Linked DNA regions of Mus musculus: region 2 is linked to region 1. Evidence: chromatin loops called from intact Hi-C (ENCODE). Cell type or tissue: left cerebral cortex. All regions are shown on one strand.

What was found. Peaks named below come from ENCODE experiments on the same cell type or tissue, not always from the same donor. Only the 100,000 strongest peaks of a DNase experiment are listed, where the experiment ranks them.
Region 2: a loop joins it to region 1, with 2.0 times the contacts of the local background. A loop is called at or near these places in 3 of 42 quality-filtered maps.

Annotation. Positions count from the first base shown.
Region 1 is chr4:153,007,147-153,012,146 of GRCm38, forward strand. No RefSeq gene overlaps it. Among named protein-coding and RNA genes, the nearest start is that of Gm30911, 150 kb to the left of the region's middle. In left cerebral cortex, no CTCF peak of the experiment used is centred here; DNase peaks (open chromatin) are centred at 2,858 and 3,861.
Region 2 is chr4:153,481,667-153,486,666 of GRCm38, forward strand. Ajap1 (adherens junction associated protein 1) reads right to left here and starts at 1,164. Exons shown (of 6, transcript NM_001099299.1): 1 at 463-1,164. The coding sequence starts at 491. In left cerebral cortex, a CTCF peak has its summit at 2,935 (motif pointing left); DNase peaks (open chromatin) are centred at 339, 1,113, 1,585 and 2,929; H3K4me3 peaks cover 1,753 bases; H3K27ac peaks cover 1,935 bases.

The DNA.
Region 1 (5,000 bases):
CCACCGCCATTCCCTCCGCTTGGGGTCCTAGCATTTATATGCCCTCTGAAGAGTTCCCAGAATTCCAAATGTCACACAATGGCAGAAACTATCTGTAGCTGGCAGAATCACACCCCTGTAGAGTATGAGGCAAATCACAGTCAGCTGCTGTAGACAGTCTGAAGCAGCCCCATAACCCCTTGCATGGGAATAAAATGAAAACATATCCTTAAAATATTGTGTATGTGTGTGTGTGTGTGTGTGTGTGTGTGTGTGTGTGTTTTCTTTAAGACACCAAAGTTCCAGAGTTCTCACTACAGAGGTCCATCAAAACAGGAAGCAGCCCCACAGAAAATTCCAAGCCAGGAGGCAAGCACAGCGTGTGAAATCTGAGGAGGCCGGCCATGTGGAAGTTGAGCTCAGAGGGACCAGGAAGGGGCTCAGGGAGCGAAGGAGTCGCCATGTATGTGCAAGGACTGGGTTTGGATCCTCAGGAGTCAGTATCCCAAAGTGGTGGTATGTGGTTGACATCCCAGCACTTGGGAGATGGAGACAGAGGGAAGTGCTGGAGAGATGGCTTAGTGGTAAGAGCACTGACGGCTCTCCCAAAGGACCCAAGTTCAGTTCCCAGCACCCACATCAGATATGATCACAACTGCCTGGAACTCCAGTTCCAGGGGATCTGACACACTCCTCTGACTTCCTGGGGCACGGTCCTCATTTGCACATTCATGTGCACACACACTGTCTACCTCTCTATACACATTTTCAATAATAAAAATAAATGTAAAGAAATTAATAAGGTAGAGAGTGATTGAGGAAGTCACCCAGTGTCAGCTCTGGTCTTCAAGGCATGCATATAGGTCACATGCGCCCACACATATCCTTGCATACACAAGTTTGTATAATGAAATAAAAGCTTTTATTTTCTTTCTTTGGCTCTTGTGTTTCCCCCCACCCCCAATATTTATCCTTACTAGGTATGATGGAGAATCTTGCCTGCAAACTTGACATGAGTGTGAAGGCAGAACCTCGGTTGAGCTATTGCCTCCCTCAGAGTGGCTTACAAGCAAGCCTGTGGGACATTTTCTTGATTTAGAATTGATGTGGGGAGGCCTGGCCCACCGTGGGTGGTGCCCCCTCTGGCAGGCAGTCCTGGGTGTATCAGGAAGCTAGCTGAACAGATGCATAGATGAGGAAATCAGTAAGCAGGATTCCTCCGTGGTCTCTACTTCAGGTTCCTGTCTCCATTCCTCTGTGGTCTTGGCTTCAGGTTCCCACCTCCGGGTTCCTGCCTCAGGTTTCTATCCTTGACTTCCCTTAGGGAACAACTGTTCTTCCTCATGCTGTATTTGGTCAGTTTTTAATAGAAAGCAGATGGTAACAATAGGCAACAAAGTGATGCAGAAAAATCCACTCATGGTGTCTTAGAAACAGACACACAGAAGAGCATGAGAGGGCTGTTTGGCAACGCACGTGTCTCACAGACTATTTTATGACTGGAAGGAGAACAGGCTCATTCCACACACGGTACCTAACCAGTACACAGCTTAGTTTCACGTGGCTTTAATTACAAAAGACAAAAACAAACAACAGCCACCACCAGCTTCCTGCACAAGCTGCCGGGACTCCTCTTCCGAAGTCCTCGCGTTGCGAGCATCTGAGGCTCGTTCATCTCTCCAACACGTCTTGGAACTCCTTTCCTCATACCATGGTGTTTCTCAGTTCATGCGTGCCGTCCTGTGGATGTTGTCTGTTGGTGTTTAATGGTGTATAATATTCCATTGTGTGAGTATATGGCATATTTTTCATCCACCAGCTTTGATGAGACTTAACAAAAAAACTAAACAAAACTCTGAGCTACCTCACTCCTTGGGAGCCTGGGCTGAGCATCTTTGAGGTGTATGCTCACGCATTTACTCGCGTGTACGCTGGGAAGATGTTTACTGTGAACGCATTCAGCCTTAAAGGACAATGATTTTTGAAATGGCTCTGCATGGAACCAGTGAGAGAGTTCCGTGGCTAAGATCACGTTTTGTCCTTGCAGAGGACCCAGGTTCCGTTCCCAGCACCATGAGGTGGTTCACAACCACCTGTGGCGCCAACTGTACAGAACTGGATTCTTTTTGTTAGCTTTCGTGGGTACCCGAACTCATGTGCATACACGCAGACTAAGATGCACAGACAAGATTTCCTTTAAAAATTAAGACCAAAGTGGCTGATCAGATTTCCAGCATCATCAGCTCGTTAAGCAGCCGCTGCTGATGTTGTAGGGTGAGAGGTCAGCCCCCCAACCCCCGTCCTAATTGGTATTTCAGTGGATTCTACAGTGGATAGTTACCATCTGCACTGGCTGTCTAGGTGTCTCTGCCCACTTTGGGGACAGGGTGGTCCATGTCCACTCCTCTTTCATGATTAATTCATTTCTATTTTTATCTTATTTTATCTTATTGTATAGATGTAAAGGACTTCACAGATTCTACAAATCCAAATTTCATGCTTTCAGTTACATAAACTGAAAACATTTTCTTTCTGTCTTTTGCTCCCTTTATCGTGCATTTTCAAGAGCGGAAGTTTTGGTTGCAAAGCCACTAAAGTGATCAACCTTTTTGAAAACACTGGATGGAAGAATTCTATTTTAAGACCCTTTCCCTTATCTCAGAGCACAGTATCCTTGTTTAGTTTTAAATCATCTTAAGCTTTGGTTTTTAAAAAAAAAAAAAAACTTGCAATGCATTTGGAACTAGTCTGGGTTTTAACATAGGTAGGTCTCTCATTTTATTTTGTAAAATGAGAGTAACTGTGTCAGTTACTTAGAAGGAGCTGTGACCAAAATAACCGAGAACACAACTTGCAGGCAGAAGGGCAGCTTTGCCTGTGGTTTGTGAGGATTCAGTCCTGGTTGCTTGATCCCAGGAGCTTGGGCAGAACATCATGGCAGCCAGTGCATGGGGTAGAAGAGGTTTTCCACCTCATGGTGGACAAGAAGCTGAGTCAGGGTGGGGGAGAGACCAAGGGCTGGATTCAAGCTTCAAAATCATATCCCTAGTGACCAGCTTTCCCCGTCAAGTTCCCATCTCCCAAATTTTCTAGCACGTCTCATAGTGGCTCTACCAGCTAGGGTCTAACACTTGATCCGGGGTCTGTGTTTCATAGATTCATCAAACCAACCAATTGTGTGGGTTCCATTCATGGGAAACCTCCCCTTACTGTTCTAGGTCTATTTCCATTGCTGCGATAAAACACTGCCCCAAAGCTCCGTGAAGAGTGGGTTTGTCTGGCTTATAGGTTACAGTTCATCTCGGAGGAAAGCCAAGGTGAGAACTCAAGGCAGGAACCTGGAGGCAGGAAGTGAAGCAGAAGCCATGGAGGAACACCATTTGCTGGCTTGCTCCCAGCCTCATGATCAGCTAGCTTTCTTATGCAACAATAGCAATTAAAATGTGCTCCGCAAGTGTGCCCACAGGCCAATCTTATTTGAGTCAGTTCTTTACCTAAGGTTCCCTCTCCCCAAGTAAGTCAAATAGATAACCAAGATTAGCTGACACATGGCCCATCCTCTGGCCTGGCCGCATTCTCTGCAGGTGTGGCTCTCACTAGGATTTCTGTATACCTTTGCAGTGGACAAACTCATCAACGTCTGTAGTAATGTTGGGCTGCCTTCCTCACAGCTCCCCTTTGGACAGCCTTCGACGCCGTCAGGACACATCTTCTCTTCTCTTCTTCATCTCCCCTGTTATTCTTGTTCTTTCACACTTCTGCAGAAATCTTAGAATCAATTTGTCAGGATCCACAGAATTCTTATTAGAATTTGGATTAGAGATCGTTGCATCTGCCGACCAATTTTGGGAAGACTGACAGCTTTTATGAGCTGGGATTTTCTGCTAAGAGCATGGACATGTGGCATCCAAAAATAAGAATCTATTACCAAGTAAGGGTAGAAAATAACAACGTTTCTGAGAAAGACTTTTAATAGGAATATTCTACAGGCAGGCATGCCGGCAAAATGAAAGAGGAACTCCTGCTACGGCAGTGAAATGAGGAAACCTCCTTGAACTAGATACTTGTCTCCCTGCCGTGTCAAATATCTGACCAGAGGGCGGTCCAAGGATGGGAGGGTTTGTTTAGCATGATGGTTTAAGAGAGAGTCCAGTCCATCCAGAGGAGGAGGGCAGGGCAGAAGTGAGAAAGTTGGCCCACCTTCTACAATCAGGAAGCCAGAAAGAGATGCACGCTGGTAGTGAGCTGCCTTATTTCATCAGAGATTTCGATCCCATGTGCTGGTGTCTCCTGCATCAAAGGTGGGTCACCTCTCCCCAGCTAAACCTCTCTCAGAATGCTGTAATAGAAATGGCTAGAGCTGTGTCTCCTAGGGGACTCCTAATCCAGTCAAGTTGACTCTAGTCACTGTTTTTGTTGAATTCTGCTACTGTGATAAACGTCTTCTACTTACAAGTTATAATTGATAATTGAGCAAAGTTGGGGCAAGAACTTTCGGGAGGGGCAATGGAGGGAAATGCTAGCTGACTTCCTCATTCTCTAACCCACGCTCAGCTAGCTTCCTTATGTAGATCAGGAGCGCCTGCCTAGGGCTTGGCGGGGCGCTGTCCACGGTGGACCTGCTCTTCTTACATAATCAACAATCAAAGCAATCCCTCACAGACATGACCACAGGCCACTCTGGGCATTCATCAATTAAGTTTTCTCTGATGACTCTAGACCAAGTCAAGTTTGCAGCCAAAGTTAAGCAGGAATAGTACAAACCATCCCTCTCCTCTCAGAAAAGTAACATGATTGACAAGAGAAAAAGAGAGAGGTGGGTGACAGACCCACAGTGAGACAGCTTCCTCAGGATAAGTCACCAGGGGGAGTGGGAAATACCACCTGGAACATGCTGAGAGAAAATGGTCCACCCTAGGAAAGACTTCACTCTAGAAACAACAAAAGCAACTGAGTTTCCACATATATCTTAAACTCACAATGTATCATATTGTAAAAAGATTTTATTTTAGTGTTTGTGT
Region 2 (5,000 bases), 470 kb after region 1:
TCTCCAACTCCACGGCAAAGCTGCTCGAGAACTGGGAGGGCCGGTGGCTCTCCCTGGCAGATCCAGCGTCAGCCCCGGCCCCCGAGTCCACCGCGCCCAATGGCCCGCAACTCGCGCCGGGCTCCGGAGAGGAGCCGCGCCGGGGCCGCCGGCCAGGACACTGCGCTGCTGGCGCCCTGGGCAGCGGGCGCGCCGGCCAGCCCCGCTGCCAGGTTACTGGGGCAAGCGCCCCTACCTCGACCCCACTCGACTCGCGGAGCGTAGGAGAACGGCCGCTCCCTGCCTCTCTCTGTCCGGCCTCAGGGACCAGCAGGCGGCCGCGCTCCGTGGCTTCGGGTGCACCACGCGGGCCGCCTCGGGGAGGCGAGAAGCCGTGCCTCGGTTTGCAACAGTGAGCAGCAGCCCAGCCTAGCGCCCACGCACCACCCCCCCATGCACCCTGCCTCCAGCCGGGTCGCTCACCTGAGTCCTAAAAGCTGTTGGATCCACATGGTCACGTTTCAGGGAACCCAGCCTCAGACCTTGCTTGCCCCAGCCATCTGCGCGGCGCCCGCGCCCGCTCGCTCCGGTCCCGTGGCGCCGCTCTTCGGCTTCGGGCCGCCGCCGCCACCCGCCGCCCGCCGCCCGCCGGCCGCGGGGCGCACAGCGAGTCAGAGCGCGGCCGCGCGGGGCTCCATGCCGGCCGGCGCGCCGCCGCCGAGGGGGCGCATGGCTCAGGCGGGCCGGCCCGCGGGGACGCACATCCTCCCGCCGGCTCTCGGGGCGCGGGGCCCCCACCGCAGGCCACACGGCGCGGGCGGCAGCGAGGCGGGCGCACTCCGGGTCTGTCGCCGGCCGCGAGGGTCCGAGGAGCGGGGCTTCGTCCTCCGGGGCGACGAGTAGCGAAGCGGGCGGCTCCGCAAGCCGTGCGAGGATCTAGCCTGCAGCCGGAGCTGCGAGGCTGTGATCGGTGTTGCCCGGGGGTTGAGAAGATCGCCCCTCTGGCCCACGCGGGTCGCCTCCACGCGCCGCCGGGTCGAGGGGCCTCTGTCCCAGGTTCTGACACCGATCAAGTTGCTGGAGAGCTCCGTCTAAGCGCTCGCTCTGCAGACAGCCGCGGCCCGGAGACTGCCAGAAGGCGGGCAGGGGAGGCGCGGGGCGAAGAAGCGTGGAGCGCGGGGCGTGGGGACGCGCGGCGGCGCCGCCGCGCGGAGGAGGCGCGCGGGGATCCCGGGCCCCGCCGCCCGCGCCCACCGCGCCCTCCGCAGAGCCGCCCGCGCCGCTCGGCCGCCTCCCTCTGCGCGTCTGCCTCCAGAAGCGCTTGCCCCCGCCTCCGCGAACGGGTCCCAACTCCGCCCGCCGGGCCCGGCTCACGTCACCCTCCTTCCCCGCCCCTCAACCTGGAGTCGGAGCCCCCAACCCGGCCGGTCGGCTTAGCTTGCCAGCCCACCTCGCTGGAGCTGGACTGGCGACCTGGGCTCTGAGTGGCCTGGGCGGCGCCAGAGAGAAGAACCGGGCCCACCCCTTCCCCATCCCTGGCCGCGTCCGGGTCTCCACCTTGGGAAAGGCTCGAAAGAGGCCGCAGGCTCCGATTGGACCGCCCGGCGCCGCCGGATGGTGTTGCCACGGTAACCAGATGGCATGCGAAGCAGTTAAGAGGTTCGGACCCTGTTCTAAGTACGCCCATTGAACGCAGAGGGCTGATTTGGGGAGAGGAGGTTCTCATGGGACTGGGGAGCTGAGGCTGTGCGAAAAGTTTCCTCCTGCGGAGCTGCACGGCGCAGGCGATGCGAGAGGCTGGGGAGGGTCCTCCTGGGGAGTCTCCCCACTGCCTGGGCCTGGCCTCTCTCCAGGCAGATGAAGTTTCAGCCTTTGGTTGGAGCATGCTTCTGCCCGGTTATTCAGTCTCCAGCGCAGTTCCCCCTCCTTCTTGGTTTTATGGCATCTGCTGTCTTCGCAGAGCCAGGGAGTTCTGAACCTGGCACTCCCAGACATCTTGCCCACTCTCCCACCCAGCACTCCCTGGTGCCTACCTGGTTAGTTGTGTCTGCATGTCCGGTTAGTGAAAGACAGGCTTTCTGTGGTCCCCTTTCACTGAAAGGAGTGACATAAAGGCAGAGGATCCCACGGAGGCCTTAGCTGCCTAGTCCCTGAGGAACTGTAGGAACAAAAGCCAGCTCTCAGCTCCACACATAGTGGGGAAGAAATGCAAAGCCAGGGGCCTTAGAAATGAGCTTCAGTCTGCGGTCTTCCTGCTTGGACTTTAGAGTCAGAGCCGGGAAGGTAAAGAGAGGCAACTGGGGACTTGCCAGGGTGCTGCAAGCAAGTGACTTCAGCCCAGCAGTTGCCCCCCTCAGGAGAGAGAGGGTGAGGCCTCCCTGGGAGGGTTGCTGGGGGGGGGGGAGGAGCCAGTCTTCCTGGGATTCACTGTGCACCCAGGCAGGTCCTTTTCCCTGAGCCTCCAGTCCAAGGTTTTTGGCAGCCAGAGATTCTCCCCACCCAGGCTGGACAGGACAACATGGTTCTGTTTTCCCTCTCAGGCCCTAAAGAAAGTATCTGGGAGCAAGGTAGCATGGTTGCAAGAGACTGAAGTTAGGTATGGGGTGCTACTGTCTTGGGGTCCTATGTCTATTACGCAACCTCTCCGACTCTTGGCTTTCTCATCTTACAAGACCCGTTTCCGGTGCTTTCCCTCAGGAGGTTTTAATTAGGACTAAATGAGTTGGCCCAGCGCACGTGCAGCTGCGACTAGCTGTGTGCCAGTCTGTCGTCCAGAGAGACACCCAGGTGACTCAGCGCTTTGAATGCCTGGTCACTTCTGGGTCCTCTTCCCGCAGAGCCCTGGTCCTGGGGGTTGGAGGGAGATGATCTTACAAAGTAAGGAGGCAGGGAAGTCCTAGCGGACGGAGCAAGCTGGACCCAGTTGCCAACCAGGAAGGAGATGCCTGCACTGCTGCCACCTAGCGGGAAAAGCTGGGGTGCTGCAAAAAGAGGGCCTTCCAGCAGCCTGTAGAGTCCTTAGGGAGACTTAGCCTGGGCAGCCAGGTGACTGGAGGTGGGGGTTCTGACCTGCTTTCTTCTACAGACCTTTTCACAGGCTTAGGAGACCCACTGCCCTTTGGGAAGGTGGCAAATCCCGTTCAGTCTGAGATGTTACTGAAATGTATTCTCAAAGATAACTCTAACAGGATTGGGATACAGCTGGAGGAAGAGCCTGTGTTTAGCCTGGATAAGGCCCCAGGTTCAATCCCCAGCAAACGCCCAGAAAAAGATTAATGAAGTCAATGTATGACTTAATAATGTATGCTCTTGGGGGCTGGTGAGTTGGCTCAGAGGTTCAGAGCACTGCCTGTTCTTCCAGATGACCGGGGTTCAATTCTCAGCATCCACATGGGATCTGACACCCTCACACAGACACATACAGGCCAAACACCAATGCACATAAAATAAAAATAATTTTTAAAACTGTATGTTCTTGTTGATACATTAGATAAGTAACTGACATATCCTGGTTATAACTGACAGCCAGATGCACCCTGGGACTTTTGCAACTTCATTTGCCTACAAAATGCCTCTGGCTTCTGTTTGATGTCACAGGTACCACCTAGCCATCAGCCCGCCACCCACAGTTATGACTCGAGAAAAATGTTCAACTTCCGGTGAGAGTTAACTAAGCCAAGATCAAATTCTCTTGCTCGTGTTTCTTGGCCTGATGGATACTATTCTGACGGGAAGGGGCTTGTCCAAGAAGACAGTGGATAGTAACATTTTCTGCATGCAAGGATGGGAACAAGAAAAGACAGTAGTCTCTAGGAAAATAAAACAACAGTAACATACATAGGGCCTCTCCATTAGGCAGGGGAGGAGACTCTTGGCCCCCATCAGGACGTGTTAGAAGTTGAACCTCTGAGAAGCTGGGACCTCAGCACACAACTCTACTTCCCCAAGGGTAATTCATGTCCAAGCCTCCCCAAGGCAAGCCCTTCTGTGTTACTTCTTTGTTTTTCTTTATCTCTTGATTAAAAAAAAAAAACATTATTTTACAGATGGAAAAACAATAAAACTTTCATCTCGCTGTGTGTGACCTGTTCCCTAGAACTCAAGGATATCACGCAGCTATCTGATTTATTTTTCTCTCCTTCGGAGCTAGCTGGGAGTAGTCGAGGAGGGTATGTGCCACTCCACCTAATACGCCGAGACATACACACACACACACACACACACACACGTCCATACATGAAAGCAAACACTTGAGGACACACAGATGCACATACATACACATGTGCCCACAGTTGCACACACAGAGGCATATGCAGATGAGCAAACATACATTTGCATGCTCCCACACACATGCATACACCTGACAGCCTCTGTATGCACAGACAGGACCCCTTACTGGGACTCTCTGTGCAAAGGGCAGGTCTTCTTGTAGCTTCTGGCAGCTCCTCCTCTGCCTGGCAGACATCCTGGCCTGGAGCCGCCAAGTACCACCACAGGCTGCTCTGCTCAGCCCTCTCTCTTCCAGTTTCTCAACAAAGGAGCCGCAGGCCCGCGGGAGGTCCTCCTTGAAGCTCTCTGAGGCCATTTACCTAATGGCCTTCCCAGACTTGACTATTTTTAAAACCCATCCAAAGCCAAATTGAGCTGCCATTGTTCATTTTTCTCCCGAGGAGGTAAATGTGTCTTAAGCATGACATTTGATTAAGTAGCTAAGTTTGGGGTTTTAAATGGAAGGAAAAAATGCTGATTAAAATCATTATAAGTTTCCGTAAAGTGTTCACACAGGTGTCTTCACCCCCCCCCCCCCCGCTCCCCAGCCTTGTACTGGCTCCCCCAAAAGTCACCTTGCTTTCTCAGACCTTCTCAGAGAGTTTCAGTATTGGGGGCTTTTGGAATGTTTCCTGTCACCCGAGCTGTCTCCAATTGAGGCTGCTTGCTGCTGAGCTCAGGCAGGAGTTGGTCTAGCCTGTCAGAGGTGGGATCTAAGATGACAGACACTCCCACCAGCAAAATGTCTCACA